Linked DNA regions of Mus musculus: region 1 is linked to region 2. A link is a loop called in an ENCODE intact Hi-C map of the cell type or tissue named here. Cell type or tissue: left cerebral cortex. All regions are shown on one strand. Region 1 holds the start of Dvl2 (dishevelled segment polarity protein 2). Region 2 holds the start of Slc16a11 (solute carrier family 16 (monocarboxylic acid transporters), member 11).

The links. A loop is a pair of places that touch in the nucleus more often than their neighbours do. Peaks named below come from ENCODE experiments on the same cell type or tissue, not always from the same donor. Only the 100,000 strongest peaks of a DNase experiment are listed, where the experiment ranks them.
Region 1: a loop joins it to region 2, with 2.8 times the contacts of the local background. A loop is called at or near these places in 1 of 42 quality-filtered maps.

The regions. Positions count from the first base shown.
Region 1 is chr11:70,000,130-70,004,129 of GRCm38, forward strand. Dvl2 (dishevelled segment polarity protein 2) reads left to right here and starts at 463. Exons shown (of 15, transcript NM_007888.4): 1 at 463-897. The coding sequence starts at 704. In left cerebral cortex, a CTCF peak has its summit at 1,940 (motif pointing right); DNase peaks (open chromatin) are centred at 487 and 1,945; H3K4me3 peaks cover 1,387 bases; H3K27ac peaks cover 1,177 bases.
Region 2 is chr11:70,210,694-70,214,693 of GRCm38, forward strand. It overlaps Slc16a11 (solute carrier family 16 (monocarboxylic acid transporters), member 11), which reads left to right and starts at 3,217. Exons shown (of 5, transcript NM_153081.3): 1 at 3,217-3,571; 2 at 3,809-4,000. The coding sequence starts at 3,818. In left cerebral cortex, a CTCF peak has its summit at 2,443 (motif pointing left); DNase peaks (open chromatin) are centred at 139, 2,013, 2,422, 3,212 and 1 more place; H3K4me3 peaks cover 1,055 bases; H3K27ac peaks cover 1,338 bases.

The DNA of each region.
Region 1 (4,000 bases), 210 kb before region 2:
GATGGGAAGTTTAGGGGCCAAATCTGGCTTGGGCACTGTCTAATGCCCCTCAGACATCTCTGAAGACTATTTCGGCTTTCTCATCCCAAGTACAGTCTAGTAGGAGTACTGCCCTAAGGGTCCCAGGTTACAATTCTCACTCATCAGCCCATATCCCCGCCCCTCTTATAGTTGCTATTGAGGTGCCTTGAACCTCAGATGGGTAAGGCAAAGTGGGGGCCAGTTGCCAGCATTCCAAGAGTAGAAGCTTGCTAAGGTACTTGGGAGGGGGGGGGGCGGGTTGTACACGTTTGGGGGCGGAGTCGTCTAGGGCTGAAGACCGTTGCTCAAGGCAGTGGTCACGTGAGTGTCTAGGTGGAGCTTGTAGTAACGTGACTCAAGGAAGTCACGTGAAGCACAGTCGGCTGCGCAAAGTGGGCGGGCTTGGGTCACGTGGCATGGGGAGAGGTGGGCGGGGACCTCGGTGCTGCTCGCGACGTCCGTGGAGCTAGTGGCCCTCGACTGTGCGGTCTAGGTTTTGAGTCTCGCCACACAGCTCTTCCCGATCAGCCCGCTGGTCCCCGCCATCCTCCTTGGGCACGTCTTCCGCACTGGCCCTGCGCTGTTGGCGCTAGCGCGTCAGTTTGCGGGTGTGCGCAGGCGCGGCGGGGGCGCTTAGTCCTGTTGGGTGGGCGGCTGAGCCCGGGAGCGCGCGAGCGAGACCATGGCGGGCAGCAGCGCGGGGGGCGGTGGTGTAGGCGAGACGAAGGTGATTTACCATCTGGATGAAGAAGAGACTCCTTACCTGGTGAAGATCCCTGTCCCGGCGGAGCGCATCACGCTCGGCGATTTCAAGAGCGTTTTGCAGCGGCCCGCGGGCGCCAAGTACTTTTTCAAGTCCATGGATCAGGATTTTGGGTAAGCGCGAGGCCTAGACTGGGAAGGACGGTGGGTATGCTAGAGTGGATTGGGCGATATTGAGGGAGACCGGTCTACCTTGGACTGTTTCTGGCCTGTAGTGGAGCATAGCATATTGTACTGTGCTAAGGTAGAAAGCCCATCCCAAGACGGACAAGGTTATATTTGGACACATAGAAGAAAGGGCTGGATGGCGAGAAAATTAGGTTGGAGGAATGGGGAACACTGGTTTGTTTGGCCATTCTCTCTCCATGATTTTAGCCAAAAGGCAAAGAAGTGATGCTTGAGGTTATGCTAGGCTGTGCGGAGATTAGAGCCATCTATCTTTTGGTGAGCTGGGATGCTCGCTCTCAGACGTCTGCACGCGAGTTAGATAGAGATAGTCTGTAATTTTGTTTGCCTGTTTTGATTTGTTCTTTTGTTTGGAGGTAGGGCTTTATTCCTTGTATCCTAGGCTGGCTTCGAACCCATGGAGTTCCTGCCTTAGCCCCCAGAGCTGAAATAAACAGGTGTGAGCCAATATGCTGGGCATGCAGTGTTTTTATGTAGACCGGGCTATAGTGAGACAATTAGGCTATTCTGGCTTATTAATCAGGTTCCATAGTATTATTTTGGGATGGTAGAGTCTGTAATATTGCAGCGAGATCTATTGGGATATATTAGGCTGTTTTGAAGTAGACTTTCCTGGCAAAGCATGTACCATTCTGAACTTTTCTGAGTTCTTATTTCCTCTTAGGGCCAGAACCTCCTCTCCCCGCTACCCCGATACCCCCTGGGGGCTGAAGAGAGTTGGAGGATTTTTTTGCTTTTTTTTTTTTTTTAAAGATATTTTATGTGTTGGGCAGTGGTGGTGCACATCTTTAATCTGAGCACTTGGGAGACAGAGGCAGGCAGTTTTCTGAGTTCAAGGCTAGCCTGGTCTACAGAGCCAGTGCCAGGACAGCTAGGGCTGCACAGAGAAACCTTGTCATAAAACAAACAAAAGCTACTTTATGTGTTTGGGTGTTCTGCATGCATAGTGTGTACCACAAGCATGCAGTGCCCAATGAATCCAGTAGATGGCATGGGATCTCCTAGAACTGGAGTTAGCATCTGCCAGCCACTATGTGTGTGCTGGGACTTGAACTCCAGTCTTCTCCAGAGCCAGTCAGTCTGCTGCTGAGCCAAGAACTTCCTTCTGTTACTGAAGCTACCTAGAACACAATATAGAACAGGCTTGCCTTGAACTTGTAGCAGCCCTGCCTCTACACCTGCATCCATAGTGCTGGAACTAGATAACGTGTGGCAGTCAGGATGCCTGGCCCAGACCTGGGCTTTTTACAAGTTACAAGACAGGGACAAGTGGGAACAAATGGGGTAGTGGTACTGCTACATCATAGCAGAATGGGGTACTGTAATCAGTATGGTGCAAAGGGCTGCTTGTGTGGGGACGCTGGGGGCTATGGAGTTCTGGGGTGATTTGTGACATGCTGGGTGACCCTGTGCTGGACTGAGACTATAATTTAAGGCAGTTTCTTGTTGTTGTAGAGATTGGGACTGAGCCTTCTGTGTCCCCAAGCTCAGACTGTGTTAGGCTATGATGTCCTGAGTTGACAAGCAGGGATAGCAGGGTCCTGGGGACAGGAAGGTGACCTACCACCTGGGTTGGGGAGAGACTTCTTACCTGTGAAAGTCCCTGTGGTGGGAGCACATCCCCCTCGGCTCCCTGAACAGGCTGGACCCTTGTTAACAGTTGTTCGATGTGGAGAAGGTGATGCTGCCTAGGGAGTTGGTCTTGGGTTTATATCAAGGTTGTTCTTTTTGCATTATAATTTTGGGCAATTTATTTAGCTTTTGTGCTTTGATTTCTTCATCTGTGGCATGGTGATAATCATAGTGTAAAATGCTTAATTTCGGTGCATGGCACATGGTACATTCTTGGTGACTGGTAATTTTCATTTAGTATGGAAGCTAACTAGTTCATAGACTACATTACACGATACAGAACTGCTTGCTTTGGAGGAGACTGGGCCATGTCCGGTGGGGTTCTGTTGGGAAGAGTTGGTTAATGTTGAGTAGCTCGTGTGCCGTCTTGATAGCAAATGTATTCGTGAGGCCTATCCCCAAGCCCCCAGAGTACGTTAGGCTAGAACTAATCACACAGACAAATCTGTGCACACAGTGTGCCTGCTTGGTGCCTGGAAAGCTTGGCTGAGACAAGTCAGATCCCTTGGGACTCGAACTATGGATAGTTGTGAGCCACTAGGTGGATTCTGGGAACTAAACCTGGGTCTTCTGCGAGAACGAGTGTTCTGAACCACTGAGCCAATTCTTTAGCCCCCATCCCCACCCCGAAGAAGCTCTGATTTGAGGGTGAGGGTGTTATGTGTGGGAAAGAATGGCTCATGGCTCATAGTTTGTCTACATGGATTTGCTTACAAAGGTGAGGGCTTGTGCCACACACCCAGGACATGTGTTGAATCTAATAGGTACTAATGATTTCTTGTGGGTATGAGAAGGAAGGAACAGGTCTAGTCCACTACAGGAACCTGTGGGAGGCTGGGCTTTGGGATTTTTCAGACCGAGCAGATTGCTTAGTGAGGTGAGGTGGCCCGGAATTGGGAAGCCCAGCTTCCTCGCTCCATGGGAGCGTTCCACACGTGGACTGTTATTGTTGCATGTAAGGGTGATTTTTTACCCAGAAAAGCCACACATTTGGGTGGCTCTGCTTGTGAATTAGAGAGAACTCAAAGGCAGCAGGTTCCGTGAGGACCAGAGGCTTTTATGGGACAGATGTGTAGGACAGAGATGGTTAGGCGGCCAGCCAGGCTCTTAAATTAGATATTTGGAGCAGTTGTGGGAACTGTCCCAAAGGGACTTTGGAGTGGTACTTTGAGGTTTGGATCAAATGGGAAGAAGTCTTTGGAGTGGCATTGTGCCTCTAAGGATGAGTTGGGGTAGTGGTAAATGAGAGAGTCTAGAATTTTTATTTATTTATTTGTGTATAAAAGCAAGTTACTTCACTGTGAAAGCAGAGGAGCTGGGCATGGTGATGCATGCTGGCTGAGTGGCATAGCCAAGTTTGGTGACATATGCCTTTAATACCAGGATGGAGAGGCAGAGT
Region 2 (4,000 bases):
GTGTGAGGCATGCAGAGATATTCCTTCTAAGGCGAAGGATAAATTTTTGTATTTGGCCCCTCCTACTACCAAGTAAGAAGTATAATGTTTAGTGGATCTATTTGGTTCCTGGAGACAGCACATTCCTCACTTGGGTGTGTTACACCAGCCCATACTGAGTGACTCAGAAAGCTGCTAGTTTTGTGTGGAATCTGGAACAGGAGAAGTCTCTTCAGCAGGTCCAGGCTGCTCTACCACTTGAACCATGAAATGCAGTAGACTTGATGGTACTTGAGGTATTGGTGGCAGATAGAGATGCTGTTCGGAGTCTCTGTCAGACTCCTGGGGGTGAATCACAGTGAAGGCATGGCTCTCCATCATCTGCAGACAGCCATTGGCCTGCTACTGGGCCTTAGTGGAAACTAAACATTTGGCACTTGATGACGGATTAACCAGATTACCATGCGACGTGAGCTGTCCATCATGAGCTGGGTGTCGTCTGACCCACCAAGCCATAAAGCTGGACATGCGCAGCTGCAATCCATTATGGAATGGAAATGGTATGGATGTGTTTGGGCTGGAGCAGGTCCTGAGGCACAACCAAGTGACATGAAGTTGCTCAAATGCCCCTCGATCCTACTCCTTTCACAATGCTTTCTGTCCCCGAGCACATACACACCTACAGCTTCATGGGGTGTGCCTTACGGTTTGCTGACTGAGGAAGACAAGACTAGACCCTTGTTTACAGATGCTCTGCAGGCTGAACACCACCTGAAAGTGGACAGCGGCCGCAGTCCAGTCTCTGTCTGGGACTCGGAGCCTTAAAGGGCATAGGTAAAGGGACACCTTCTTAGAAGACAGAAAGAGAGCCGGGCGTGGTGGCGCACGCCTTTAATCCCAGCACTTGGGAGGCAGAGGCAGGCGGATTTCTGAGTTCGAGGCCAGCCTGGTCTACAGAGTGAGTTCCAGGACAGCCAGGGCTACAGAAAAACCCTGTCTCGGAAAAACAAAACAAAACAAAACAAAAAAAAAAAAAAAAAAAAAAAGAAGACAGAAAGAACTTCTGACAGCTCACATGGTTGTACATTTAGCTTGGAAGGAGAAAAGGCCAGAGGTGGGATTACATGCTGATGCAAGGCGATTGATTACCTTTAACCCCAGCACCTGGGAGGCAGCATAAGTTCAAAGTCATCCTTAGCTACACAGTGAACTTGGGTCAGCCTGGGCTTCAGGAGCTACACAGTGAACTTGGGTCAGCCTGGGCTTCAGGAGCTACACAGTGAACTTGGGTCAGCCTGGGCTTCAGGAGCCTCATCCTTCCCACCCCCACCCCCCAAAAAAGAAAACTCCATTTAATGTTTCAAAAAGCATTCATACTTTATAACCCATGTGATTCTAAAAAAAAACTCACAGGATTGGTGTGGTTCCTTGACCTTGAGTTTACTAACTTGGTTTTGAGTCTGAAGTGGCCACTTGGCAAAGGGAGGCAGTGCTGTAGATAGAGCCTTGTCCAGTTGCCCTGGGCTACGGTGGTGCCCGTGAGGGCTGTTACGGATCCTATTCAGACACTGCTCTAAGTCTCTTACTTTCACATGCATACGCCATGACGAATTTAATCCTTACAACAACCCTATCAGGTAACTGTTATTATAACCATTTGAAAAACAAGGAAGCAGATCCTCGTTTGCACTCAGATAGCGAAGCGAGAGTCAAGCTTAGTAAGTCTTCTTGGGGTTCTAGGTAGGGGGTCCACTTTTCCAATGTTCATTAACTCCATGGACAACACACATTGGCTCTGGCTATGAGCATGAGGAAGACGAGGAACATGCCCTTTCACAACCAATCACCCTAGGCTCCGGATTTTGCATTCTGCCAAAGTACACAGCATTATTTGGTACAACCCAGAAATAGTCTCCTCTCTGGCTGTATTTCTATTTCATCACGGAGAGAGCCATTCCTTTGGGCTGGCCGGGTTCCACTTACAGAGAGCAGACTTCTTACTGGCCTTCTCAAGAAACCAGCCAGCTGTTCCCTGCCTCCTTGGTGGCTGAGTACCTGCAGGCGCCACCACTCCGGTGGCTTTCACAGACAGCTCCTGGCTGGTGAATGCAGTGAGGCCACTTTCCTAAGGTGTCTGTGGCAGGGCCTCACACCTTCATGGTCTTCTGTTCTAGGACATTTCAGCAGAAAAACCATTTATGTGAAAACCCAGAACTGAGAAAAGGGTAGACTTACTGAGGAGGGAGGACGCTGATTCCCTGGGGTGGGAGTGTGGGATGGGAAGGTAGCCTGGCTCTCCTTTAATGGTTGTGAGGCCTTCCCCAAACACAGTGATGTGCTTCTGAAAGTCTGTCTACTCTCTTTAGTCTTCCAGTTTCACGACTTCTCAGCTACGTTTCTTCCCTTTCTAGGCTGATACTTTCTCATCAATTAGGAAACACCGCCATCCCGTGGCTACGGGTTGATATAAGCTCCAACCTGCAAATCGCTGAAATTTCAATGGCATTGTTTAATGATTAAACCAAATGAATCAAATGGCGGAAGTAAAGCAATAGTGACTGCTAAAGAAGGTTGCTCGTTAAAATCTTCAAGAAAAACACCTGGGTTTATTTCTCTGAATTCTTCCTTAAAAAAAAAAAAATCTTGCCCAAGCCTTTCAGCTATTCCCAGCCACCCTCACACTGTGGCTCTGCATGAATTCTGTCCTTTCCACTACAGTTCACATCAATCTGTCTCTCCAAGCTCTTTCCCTCAACTGTCCCCAATCTCTGTGTCACTCCTAGGTCTGTTCTCCCTGTATCCTCCCACGATAGTATAAACCTAAGTTCAATTTTTTTTTTTTTTTTAGCTGAACGCTTTGGGGTGGGTTAGGGGTCAGCTATTACATTTGTAAAATGGGGATAGTGCCATCTTCATAGGGATATTGTAAGGATGAAATGGCCAAGTATGTAAAGACTGCCTGGAACATCACAGGTCTTGGTACCGAGAACTCGCCTTCCTTTCTAGTGAGGGCATGCTGGTGTTGTCCATTGGAGGCCAGTGATTTGAGTGATTTGATGTTGGAGCTTTACAGGATCCTCAACAACAAATCCGAGAATCCAAGAACTCATTTAGGTTTTGGAGACCACTGCTATTTTCATGCGTGGGCAGTTGGCCGGGCGAAGAGTGCAACCGGGCTCTTCTTGCGTGCGCAGCAGGTGCGTGGGTGTGAGCCCCGCGGCGTGAGAGGCGCGGGGAGAGGCGGGGCGCGGCCACCAGGTACGCTCACTCCTCGCGGTTCCCCAACCAGGGCTGGGGCTCGTGTGTGGATAATTCAATCCTCGTGGGACTCGGCGTCAGGCCTTAGCCAGGCCTGGGTGGATTGGCTGTCTCTCTTTCCCCCGCCCTCGGTATTCACCCCCACCCCCACCCCGTGTCCCAGGTGGCTTGGGCCCCTGTGGTGATCTCTGTTTACTGGAGAGAGCGGTCCAAGTTGGGCTCCATCTCTGTGCTGGCTAGCTGCTCCGCAGAACCCTTTCTGCGGAAAGCGCGGAGAAAATCCGGCCGAACCCACCTTCGCCCTTTCCCTACCCCCAACGCCGGGAGAGGTCGGGTAAGAGAAAGAGGGTTTGGGAAGGATGAGCCCCTGGCCTGGGGGATCCTGCTGCCCCTCCATCCCAGGACCTCACGCGCACCTAGGACTTCTATCCCTAGGCCTGGTTCCCGCGCCCATGCTCCGGGCGACGTGCCCTCCCTGGGCGAGCAGCCCGAGGCTGGATCTCAGGGACGTCAGCTCCCTAGCGGAGGCCCAGGCGTGGAGACTTCATTCACAGGTGTTTCCCCACCCCAGCAGACGGCGATGACCCCCAAGCCGGCCGGACCCCCGGACGGGGGCTGGGGCTGGGTGGTGGCGGCCGCAGCATTCGCCGTGAACGGGCTCTCCTACGGGCTCTTACGCTCCCTGGGCCTTGCCCTCCCCGACCTCGCGGAGCACTTTGAACGAAGCGCCCAGGACACTGCGTGGGTCAGCGCCCTGGCCTTG